Regions from separate parts of the Homo sapiens genome. Here region 1 is linked to region 2. A link is a loop called in an ENCODE intact Hi-C map of the cell type or tissue named here. Cell type or tissue: CD4-positive, alpha-beta T cell. All regions are shown on one strand. Each heading gives the region's core, and the rest is flanking DNA. Links, peaks and the distances in the headings are about the cores only. Region 1 holds the start of ZNF257 (zinc finger protein 257). Region 2 holds the start of ZNF492 (zinc finger protein 492).

Evidence for each region. Hi-C counts contacts between places; a loop is a spot of excess contacts. Peaks named below come from ENCODE experiments on the same cell type or tissue, not always from the same donor. Only the 100,000 strongest peaks of a DNase experiment are listed, where the experiment ranks them.
Region 1: a loop joins it to region 2, with 3 times the contacts of the local background. A loop is called at or near these places in 2 of 110 quality-filtered maps.

What each region holds. Positions count from the first base shown.
Region 1 is chr19:22,049,353-22,054,731 of GRCh38, reverse strand. It overlaps ZNF257 (zinc finger protein 257), which reads right to left and starts at 2,248. Exons shown (of 4, transcript NM_033468.4): 1 at 2,097-2,248. The coding sequence starts at 2,099. In CD4-positive, alpha-beta T cell, for the core only: no CTCF peak of the experiment used is centred there; a DNase peak (open chromatin) is centred at 2,301; H3K4me3 peaks cover 1,374 bases.
Region 2 is chr19:22,631,406-22,636,784 of GRCh38, reverse strand. It overlaps ZNF492 (zinc finger protein 492), which reads right to left and starts at 2,461. Exons shown (of 4, transcript NM_020855.3): 1 at 2,311-2,461. In CD4-positive, alpha-beta T cell, for the core only: no CTCF peak of the experiment used is centred there; a DNase peak (open chromatin) is centred at 2,564; H3K4me3 peaks cover 1,401 bases; H3K27me3 peaks cover 248 bases.

The DNA of each region.
Region 1 (5,379 bases), core at 329-5,328, 580 kb after region 2:
GCCTATACAAGATAAAAGCAAAGAGGAACAAAATTTTTTTTACACTACAGTGTCAGGGAATTATACTTTGCTTTCTTCCCATGGAAAGTATTTACAAACAGAAAACAAATCTTTTTAAAGTGCCATCCAATGCTTTGTCAAAAAATGATTAAAATATGGTATAAAAAATGTAAACTAAAGGATGAATAATTGATAATGTGAATTAGGGAAAACTGGCATTTGGGAATGTCAGAAGAAACTGAAAATTTAGTATTTTATTATTTACTATTTTTGCAATCCAGAGTTAGGCTGAAGAAATGATGAAGGGGGAGGAGGGTAAAACTTGAGACTCTGCTTGGGACACATGTAAAAAATTCAGCGGAAAAGGCCGGACGCGGCTCACTCCTGTAATCCCAGCACTTTGGGAGGCCAAGGCAGGCGGATCACCTGAGGTTAGGAGTTCGAGACCAGCCTAGCCCACATGAAACCTCATCTCTACTAAAAATACAATAACTAGCCAGGTGTGGTGGTGGGTGCCTGTAATCCCAGCTACTCCGGAGGATGAGACAGGAGAATAGCTTGAACCTGGGAGGCGGAGGTTGCAATGAGCAGAAATCTCGCCCCTGCACTCCAGCCTGGGTGACAGAGTGAAACTCCTTCTTAAAAAAAAAAAAAAAGAAAAACAAATCAGCGGAAAATTAGTCCCCTGTGGCTTGTGAAAATAATTAAGTGGCAGGCAACTAGACTGAGGTGGCTCTAGTCCCTGGATTTCTACTTTAAAGAAATTTAACTCAAATGCATGGTTTTTGTTTTGTTTTGTTTTTTTTGAGATGGAGTTTCACTCTTGTTGCCCAGGCTGGAGTGCAATGGCACAATCTCGGCTCACTGCAACCTCCACCTCCTGGGTTCAAGCGATTCTCCTGCCTCAGCCTCCGGAGTAGCTGGGATTACAGGCATGCACTACCACGCCCCGCTAATTTTGTATTGTTAGTAGAGGCGGAGTTTCTCCATGTTGGTAAGGCTGGTCTCGAACTCCCGACCTCAAGTGATCCGCCCGCCTGGGCCTCCCAAAGTGCTCGGATTACAAGCGTGAGCCACAGCGCCGGCCTCAAACGCATGTTTTTATAAATTACTAAATTGGGGGAAACAAAATTGAGGCGTAGCCAACTATACACTACCATTTAACCTCTGATTACATAACAAGGAAATGTCCACCTTGATAGTACAAATTAACAAACTATGTAACTGCATCTAACCAATTACTGAATTTGGTTTTCTTTATCTCATGTTATTAAAGTCTTCTCTTCAAGCCCCTGCTATGGACGACAAATGACAAACCATAGCTGGGTACTTTACAATTTTTTTTTTTTTTTTTTTTTTTTTTTTGAGACGGAGTCTCGCTCTGTCTTCAGGCTGGAGTGCAGTGGCGCCATCTCGGCTCACTGCAACCTCTGACTTCCTGGTTCAAGCGATTCTCCTGCCTCAGCCTCCTGAGTAGCTGGGATTATAGGCACATGCCACCACGCCCGCTAATTTTTGTATTTTTAGTAGAGGCGGGGTTTCACCATATTGGCCAGAATGGTCTCAATCTCCTGACCTCGTGATCCGCCTGCCTCGGCCTCCCAAAGTGCTGGGATTACAGGCGTGTGCCACCGCGCCCGGATTTTTGAATCACTCTTTAATTAAATTCTTTAATATTTTTGCGGTGACTTCTGTATATTTTTAATAAGAGAAAAGAGAGACTCAGAACCCCACAGACCAAAGCTCTTCCCATTCATGAACCCCGCACCCCGAGTCAGGATTCTCCCCTGACGACTCTCCTGTGGTCCCTGCACAACCTGGGGAGACTCGGCGCTGCGGGTGCAGAGCTGCCGAGAGAGGGATCCAGGCCAGGGCACAGTCACTGCGCAGGGAAGAGACAGGACGCCCGGGGTCCCGGCTGTCAGCGCAGCCGCCATCTTATGGCTGAGGGGGACCGAGGCCGAGCTGGCCAAGGAAAACTCGGGCGCAGATGGTAGGGCTGACTGCAAGGAGGCCTGAGTCCCGCCACAGCGACTTCCCACAGGTTCCAACCACCCCCTTCCCCTCTCCCAGGATGTCGGACCCAGCACTCTCACCATTTCTAGGCTTCCAGGAGGACCTGGCGTCTTAGCTGGGGATCTCCCAATACCTGCAGGTCACAGGGCCACAGAGGCTGGGCCCCTAGGAGAAGAGGACACAGACCAGGGAAGACGAGACCTGCAGCTCGGGCTAGAGCGAGAGACAAAGTACCCGCCAAACCCGGAAGCCACCCTGTCCGCTCCAGCTTCGTGTCTGATTGGACGGTTTCCAGCCCAGCGTCCCTGACTGGATAACGTTTAAGGCCTCGCCCCTTTAGGCCCTGAGTGACAGGAGACGTGATCAGATGCTCGGCTGAATGAAGAAAGAGTGAAAGCCTAAGCTCCAGCCTTTTCAGGCAGGTTTTCCTCCCTGAGCTGAGCCAGGCCCAACCCAAAGGTATTTGCATTTAACCTTGTGTGTAAGGTCATATGCGTTTATACATAATACATAATATGGCCGGGCGCGGTGGCTCACGCCTGTAGTCCCAGCTACTCCGGAGGCTGAGGCAGGAGAATCGCTTGAACCCAGGAGGCGGAGATTGCAGTAAGCCGAGATCGCGCCACTGCACTCCAGCCTGGGCCACAGAGTGAGACTCTGTCTCAAAAAAAAAAAGAAAAGAAAAAAATACACTATATTGTTATTCACAAACAAAAATAATCTAATAACAACTATTTTAAAATTTCAGCTTTCCTGACCTTCCTGGCTTCTGGTTTTTTGATCAGGCAGCCTGAGATTTTAAGAAGGAGGCAATCATGGCCGGGTGCGGTGGCTCACGCCTGTAATCCCAGCACTTTGGGAGGCCGAGGCCGGCGGATCACCTGAGGTCAGGAGTTGGAGACCAGCCTGACCAATACGATGAAACTCCGTCTCTACTAAAAATACAAAAATTAGCGGGGCATGGTGGCGGGTGCCTGTAATCCCAGCTACTGGGGAGGCCGAGACAGGTGAACCCGGGAGGCAGGAGTTGCAGTGAGCCGAGATCGCTTTGAACTCCAGCCTGGGCACCAAAAGCGAAACTAAGCTCCGTCAAAAAAAAAAAAAAAAAAAGGAGGCAATCTTCTGAAATAGAATGTGAGCCAAATGTGAATTTTAAATTTTCTAGTAGCCAAACTTTAAAAAGAAAGAAGAAATAGGTCAAACTGATTGTAACAATTTCAGTAACCCAATATATCCAAAATATTACTATATGAGCAATGTGTAATTATTAATGTAGCATGTATATAGTTAGAACTATATCATTGGAACTAAGTCTGTTTTTTTTTGTTTTTTTTGTTTTTTTTTTTTTATTTTTTTTTGAGATGGAGTTTCGCTTTTGTTGCCCAGGCTGGAGTGCAATGGCACAAAGTGTGTTCTCTGCCTCCTGGGTTCAAGTGAGTCTCCTGCCTCGGCCTCCTGAGTAGCTGGGATTACAGGCATCTGCCACCATGCCCGGCTAATTTTTGTATTTTTAGTAGAGACGGGGTTTCTCCATGTTGGTCAGGCTGGTCTGGAACTCCCGACCTCAAGTGATCCACCTGCCTCGGCCTCCCAAAGTGCTGGGATTACAGGCGTGAGCCACCGCACACAGGCTACTAAGTCTGTTTTTTGCCTTTCCAGCACATCACAGTGTAGACCCAGCCACATTCCAGGCACTCAGGAGCCACACGTGAAGTGCAGCTCTGATGTTGGGTGGGTAAAGGGCCTGAATAAATTTATTCTGCCAGTGTGAAGGAAGGGCCTCTTCCTAACAACATCTCTCTTCAGTTTGGAGGATGGAAAAGATGGCGGCCATAGAAAGAGCAGAGGGCAGCAGGAATAAATTAACCACAAGTAGACAACTGCTGGCCACCTTTGGCCCACCTTCCTTCCAGAGATCAGAAAGGGAGCAAAGGATGATAGGTCCGGAGGAGAAGAAAACTCTAAGTCTTCATATCTGTGCATACTCTTGACCTGCAGTGTTTATATAGAGAGAAAATAGATTAAATGCAAACATATTTTGCTATTTGGCCTTGAACCTAATCATCGGGCCTCCTGGATTGAAGTGATTCTCGTGCCTCAGCCTCCGGAATAGCTGGGATTACAGGCGTGTACCACCATGCTCAGCTAATTTTTTTGTATTTTTAGTAGAGATGGGGTTTTGCCATGTAAGCCAGGCTGGTCTTGAGCTCCTGGCCTCAAGTGATCCGCCCACCTCAGCCTCCCAAAGTGCTGGAATTACAGGCATAAGCCACTGTGCCTGGCTATGATATATTTTTACATTTATGGTTTAGGTGATATGTCCTTCTTCTCTGTCATGTCCCTGCCAAAATGTGGGATGATGACATATCCCTGGACCTAGCACATAGTTAACGTGACTCTTGTATGTTGCAGAGGCCCCACATATTTTGAGTAGTGTGACATATGACTAGACCAAACACCTAGAAGATGGGAGGCACCTGTCTGTTCCCTGTAAACAGGGTGTTAGCCCTACCATTCTCAAAAGCCTCATGACATATCTCTGCATTCATCACCTAGGAGATGTGACTCTCTTCTGCTGCCTGCATCCTGCCAACAGGAAAGATTGTGACATAACATTTGGCCCAGCAACAGGTTGATGTGTTTTCTTTTCCTGGGTCCTGTTCACAGGGAGCGTTGTGACATATCACTGGGCACAGCACCCACATTCTGTGACTCTGCTGCCTGTGCCCTCCTTTCAGAACAGGAATGTAACATATCCCTGGCCAAGCACCCAGGTGACGTGACTCTTCTTCCTAGTTTCTGCCATGAGAAAAGATTTTGATATATCTCTGGCCTAGCACCAAAATGATGTGACTCTCTTGCTCACTGTCTATGCACAGGTGGGATTTGTTCAGCTCACAGGTGAGATGATAACTCTCATATATCAAATCAACAAATAGGGAACATACTGTCTTTCAAAGCTAGGCTTAGGGAAATATGTAAGATTCTCAGTCTCCTCCTTGTATGAAGGTCATAGTGGATTACCACTCTCTTGCATGTCATATAAACCCTTCAGGTGGTACAGAGAGTGTCATCACAGGGCCCAGCACACAGGTGACATTGCATTTCTTGTATGCACACCGCATCATCTATTAGGATTGTCACCTGACACATGCACAGAGCCTACTGGTAAGGTCTTGAATCTCACATGAGGATGCAGTCTACAGTTGAAATTGTAACTGTCATCGTTGAACATCTGGCTGCACTTGAGATGGTGACTCATTTTTAACCTAGCTCCACAGCAGGTGAGAACTCTTTTATCTGGAACCAGCCAATTATAGAGATGTTGACTCTCATACCTGGGCTTAGAACCACAGGTACAAT
Region 2 (5,379 bases), core at 187-5,186:
GCGCATGCCTGTAATCCCAGCTACTTGGGAGGCTGAGGCAGGAGAATTGCTTGAACCGGGAGGCAGAGGTTGCAGTGAGCCAAGATCGTGCCATTGCCCTCCAGCCTGGGCAATAGGAGCAAAACTCCATCTCAAAAAAAAAATAATAAAATAAAAATAAATAAATAAAATATGGTAGATAAATATCACGGAATACTGTGTGGCCGTTAAAACACACATACACACACGCACACACACAAACACACACACACACACACACACACACACACAGAAGATCATGTCCTTTGAAGCAACATAGAGCAACATAGATGAAGCTGGAGACCACTATTCTTAGAAAACTAACGTAGCAGCAGAAAACCAAATGCATGTTGTTTCTAAGTAATAGCTGAGGCTGGGCGCGGTGGCTCATGCCTGTAATCCCAACACTTTGGGCCGAGGCGGGCAGATCACCTGAGGTTGGGAGTTCAAGACCAGCCTGACCAACATGGAGAAACCCCATCTCTACTAAAAATACAAAATTAGCTGGAAGTGGTGGCGCATGCCTGTAATCCCAGCTACTTGGGAGGGTGAGGCAGGAGAATCACTAGAACCTGGGAGGCGGAGGTTGCCGTGAGCCGAGATCGCGCCATTGCACTCCAGCCTGGGCAACAAGAGCGAAACTCCATCTCAAAAAAAAAAAAATATTTAAGTAAGAGCTGAATAATAAGAACACGTAAACACAAAGAGGGAACAACAGACAGTGAGGCCTAGTTGAGGTTGGAGAATGGGAGGACAAAGAGGATCAGAAAAAGTACCTGTTTGGTGCTATGCTTAGTACCTCAGTGACAAAATAATCTGCACACCAAACCCCCATGACACAATTTTAGCTGTATAACAAACCTGCATGTGTACCCCTGAACCAAAAATAAAAGTTAAAAGAGATTCATCTTTTCCCCAGGGTATCCACTTGAGAGGCTACACTCCATATCTCAGGTTGTCCTACGAAAGAAAATGACTTTAGGAGCTGATATTCACTAGATACTCTAGCAGACATCGCCATAGCGGTTATCTTGGTTTATTCAGAGACAGTACTGAAAGCCAGGACCAAGAATAAACGACAGGGTTGCTAAGCACAAATCACCCCATAACGTTTGCAAAATAAAAACATCTTGACACTAAAACATTCTCATAAGATCTTTATGCCTAGGGAAGACAAAAGAAAAAGAGGCACAGAGATTTTTTACAATTCACTATCGGGATATTCCTTGCTTTCTTCTCATGGGAAATATTTACAAACAGAAAACATATCTTTTTAAATATGCCATCTAATGCTTTGTCAAAAAATGATTAATTAAAATACAGTATGAAAAATGTACACTAAAGGACAAATAATAATGTAAATTAGGGAAAAGAAGTTGGCATTTGAGATTTTCAGAAGGAACTGAAAATTCAGTATTTTACTGCAAGCCAGAGTTAAGCTGGAGAAATGGGGTGTGGGGGGTTGACTTGAGAACCTGCTTGGGACCTATGTGAAAAATGCCAGGGAAAATCAGCCCCATGTGGCGGCAAATAGACTGAGGTGGCTCTAATCTTTGGATTCCTAATTTTAAAAAATCAAACTCAAATGCATTTTTTTTTTTTTAGAAATTACTACATTGGGGGAAACAAAATTCAGGCTTAACTAACGATAAACTGCCAAGTAAGCTCTGATTACACAACCAGGAAATTTGTAGGCTCAAGGTGAAAATTAAGAAACTACGTAAATATACCTAACCGATTATTGAATTTGGGTATTTTCATCTGCATCTTTCCTTCAAGATCCTCCCATGGACCGACCACAAACTACAACCCACAGCTGGGTGCTCTATAACTTTTGAACCACTCCTTGCTTAAATTTTTAAGTATTTTCGCGATAACTCCCATAAATTTTTAATAGAAGAAAAGAGGAACTAGGAACCCCATAAACCAAACCAAAGCTCTTCCCATTCGTGAACCCGCACCCCGAGTCAGGATTCTCCCCTGACCACCCTCCCGTGGTCCCTGCACAATCTGGGAGAGACACGACGCTGCGGGTGCAGAGCTGCCCAGAGAGGGCTCCAGGCCAGGGCACCGTCACTGCGCAGGGAAGAGACAGGACGCCCGGGGGTCCGGCTGCCAGCGCAGCCGCCAATCTGATGGCTGAAGGGGACTGAGGCTGGGCTGGGCAAGGCGAACTTGGGGCGCAGATTGTGGAGCCGACTGCGGGGAGGCCTGAGTCCCGCCACAGCCTCTTGCCACCGGTTCCAACCAGCCCCTTCCCCTCTCTCGGGATGTCGGACCCGGCACTCTCACCGTTTCTAGGCTTCCAGGGGGTCCTAGCGTCTTAGCTGTGGATCTCCCAATACCTGCAGGTCACAGGGCCACAGAGGATGGGCCTCTAGGACCAGAGGACGCAGAACAGCGAACACTAGACCATACTCCGACTGCAGCGAGAGACAAAGACCCCGCCACATCCCGGAAGCCGCCCTTTCCGCTCCAGCTGCGTGCCTGATTGGACAGTTCCCAGGCCAGCGTCGCTGAATGGATAACGTTTAAGACCCCCCCCCCCCCCGCCCTCAGGCCCTGAGTGACAGAAGATGTAACCAAACGCTGGGCCGAATGAGGACAGAGTGACAGCCGAAGGTGCAGCCTTTTCAGGCAGGGCTTCCTGCCTGAGCTGAGCCAAGCACACCGCAGAAGGTGTTTGCCTTTAACGTTGTGTGTAAGGTCTCATATATTTGTAAATAATATACTATATGGCTGCTCACACATGAAAAGAATAGAATAATTATTTTTAAATTTAGGCTTTTTTGTGTGTGAGACAGAGTCTCACTCTGTCGCCCAGGCTGGAGCGCAGTGGCGCGATCTCAGCTCGCTGCGACCTCCGCCCCCGGGTTCAAGCGATTCTCCTGCCCCAGCCTCCCGAGTAGCTGGGATTACAGGCGCCTGCCACCGCGCCCGGCTAATTTTTTTGTATTTTTAGTAGAAGCGGGGTTTCGCCATCTTGCCCAGGCTGGTCTTGAACTCCTGACCTCAGGTGATCCATCCTCCTTAGCTTCCTAAAGTGCTGGGATTACAGGCGTGAGCCACCGACCCCAGCCGGAAGACATTTCATTCTGCTGCAATTTAGCAAAATATTTGAGTACATCTTGAAGTTGTCTTTTGATTTTTTTTTTTTTTTAAGACATGGTCTCACTTTGTTTCCCACGCTGAAATGCAGTGGTGTGATCTCGGCTCACTGCAACCTCAGCCTCCTGGCTTCAAGAGATTCTGGTGTCTCAGCCTCTCCAGTAGCTGAGAATACAGGCGTGCACCACCATGCCCAGCTGATTTTTCAATTTTTAGTAGAGATGGGGTTTTGCCATGTTTGCCAGGCTGGTCTCAAACTCCTAACCTCAGGTGATCCACTCGCCTCGGCCTCCCAAAGTGCTGAGATTATAGGTGTGAGCCACCCTGCCTGGCCTGCATTTTGATTTTTACAATGGCAGAGCTGCTGTTGAAGATTTCAAAGTCAGAAGCAGCCATGGGGCAAAGCTCCAGAAGCACACCTGGAAATCACACACAGTGAATACATCCCTCACCCTGAACCAATTGTTTTCACCCGAGTCTGCATGTAAAAATCACTTCGGAGGTCTTTTAAAATCCCCCAAACACAAGTTGCCACATACCAATTAAATCAGAATTCCTGCAATGGAACCTGGGCAATAGTGTAAATATCTCTAGGTGATGACAGAGCGCAGCCAAGGTCAAATGCCAGTGCTGTAAACCAGTACTTTTAGGTGACTAGTTGCAAATTTTTTCTCAAATGAATGAAAAAATGTTTGCCGCTAAGTCATGGCTTTGTCTTACCAATATTACCAAATTATTGTTCTATGCACAACCAACGTCGCTATTGGTTTTGTTCCTGAACCAACCCAGTTGTATATATACTGAGTGCACACAAGGCCCTGACATTGGCCAATGTAGGTGCCCTGACATTGGTGATCGTTACTGTGAGGGAAAAATTTTCTAGAATAAAGGTTGCATTCCCCTAAAATTAAAAACATGCCATGTACCGAATTGGGGCTAAAATAAAAAGACGTATGGTCTCATTCAGGAGTTAAGGCTTGGCTGGGCACGGTGCCTAACGCCTGTAATCCCAGCACTTTGGGAGGCCAAGGCAGGCGGATCATGAGATCAGGAGATTGAGACCATCCTGCCTAACACGATGAACCCCCGTCTCTACTAAAAATACAAAAAAAGTTAGCCGGGCATGGTGGCACGTGCCTGTAGTCCCAGCTGCTCGGGAAGCTGAGGCAGGAGAATCGCTTGAACCCGGGAGGTGGAGGTTGCAGTGAGCCAAGATCGTGCCACTGCACTCCAGCCTGGGCGACAGAGCAGAGCGAGATTCTGTCTCAAACAAACAAACAAAAAGGGCTTGAATACTCTTTTTGGAATATTAGAAGCTGTATAATTATGCCCTGAGTGTGTGTGTTCCACCATAAAACAAACAAAAAAATGTTGCCATTATTCTGAGATACTAAGTTAGCATTTTGTTCAAATATGTACTATGGGCCAGGCGCGATGGCTCATGCCTGTAATCCCAGCACTTTGGGAGGCCGAGGCAGGCAGATCACCTGAAGTCGGGAGTTCGAGACCACCCTGACTAACATGGAGAAACCCTGTCTCCGCTAAAAATACAAAATTAGTCAGGCGTGGTGGTGCATGCCTGTAATCCCAGGTACTTGGGAGGCTGAGGCAAGGAGAATCGCTTGAACATGGGAGGCGGAGGTTGCGGTGAGCTGAAATCACGCCATTATACTCCAGCCTGGGCAACAAGAGCAAAACTCTGTCTCAAAAAAAAAACAAAAAAAAAAACCCAAAAAACAAACAACAACAAAAAAAGTACTATATAATTTTTTATTGATATATAACATTTATACAGAAATGTATGCACAAAGCATTCATTTATGTAAAGCTGAATGCATTGTTAAAAAGAAATACACTTCTGTAATCAGAAAATGAAACTAGGTTGGGTGCTGTGGCTCGTGTCTGTAATCCTAGCACTTTGGGATGCCAATGTGGGTGGATTGCTTGAGCTCAGGAGTTGGAGATCAGCCTGGGAAACATGGTGAGATTCTCCCTCCAAAAAAAAAACAACAAAAAAGAACCAGGCATGGTGGTGCAAACCTGTGGTCCCAGCCTCTGCAGAGGCTGAGGTGGGACAATTACTTGAGTCCTGGCGTGCGTGGAGGTTGCAGTAAGCCGAGATTGCACCCCTGGACTCTAGCCTGGCTGACAGAGCAAGACCCTATCTCAAAATAAATAAAATAAAATAAAATAAAACTAACCTCATTCATGCCCCAACAATCACTTTCTTTTTTCTTCTTAGACAATAACCAT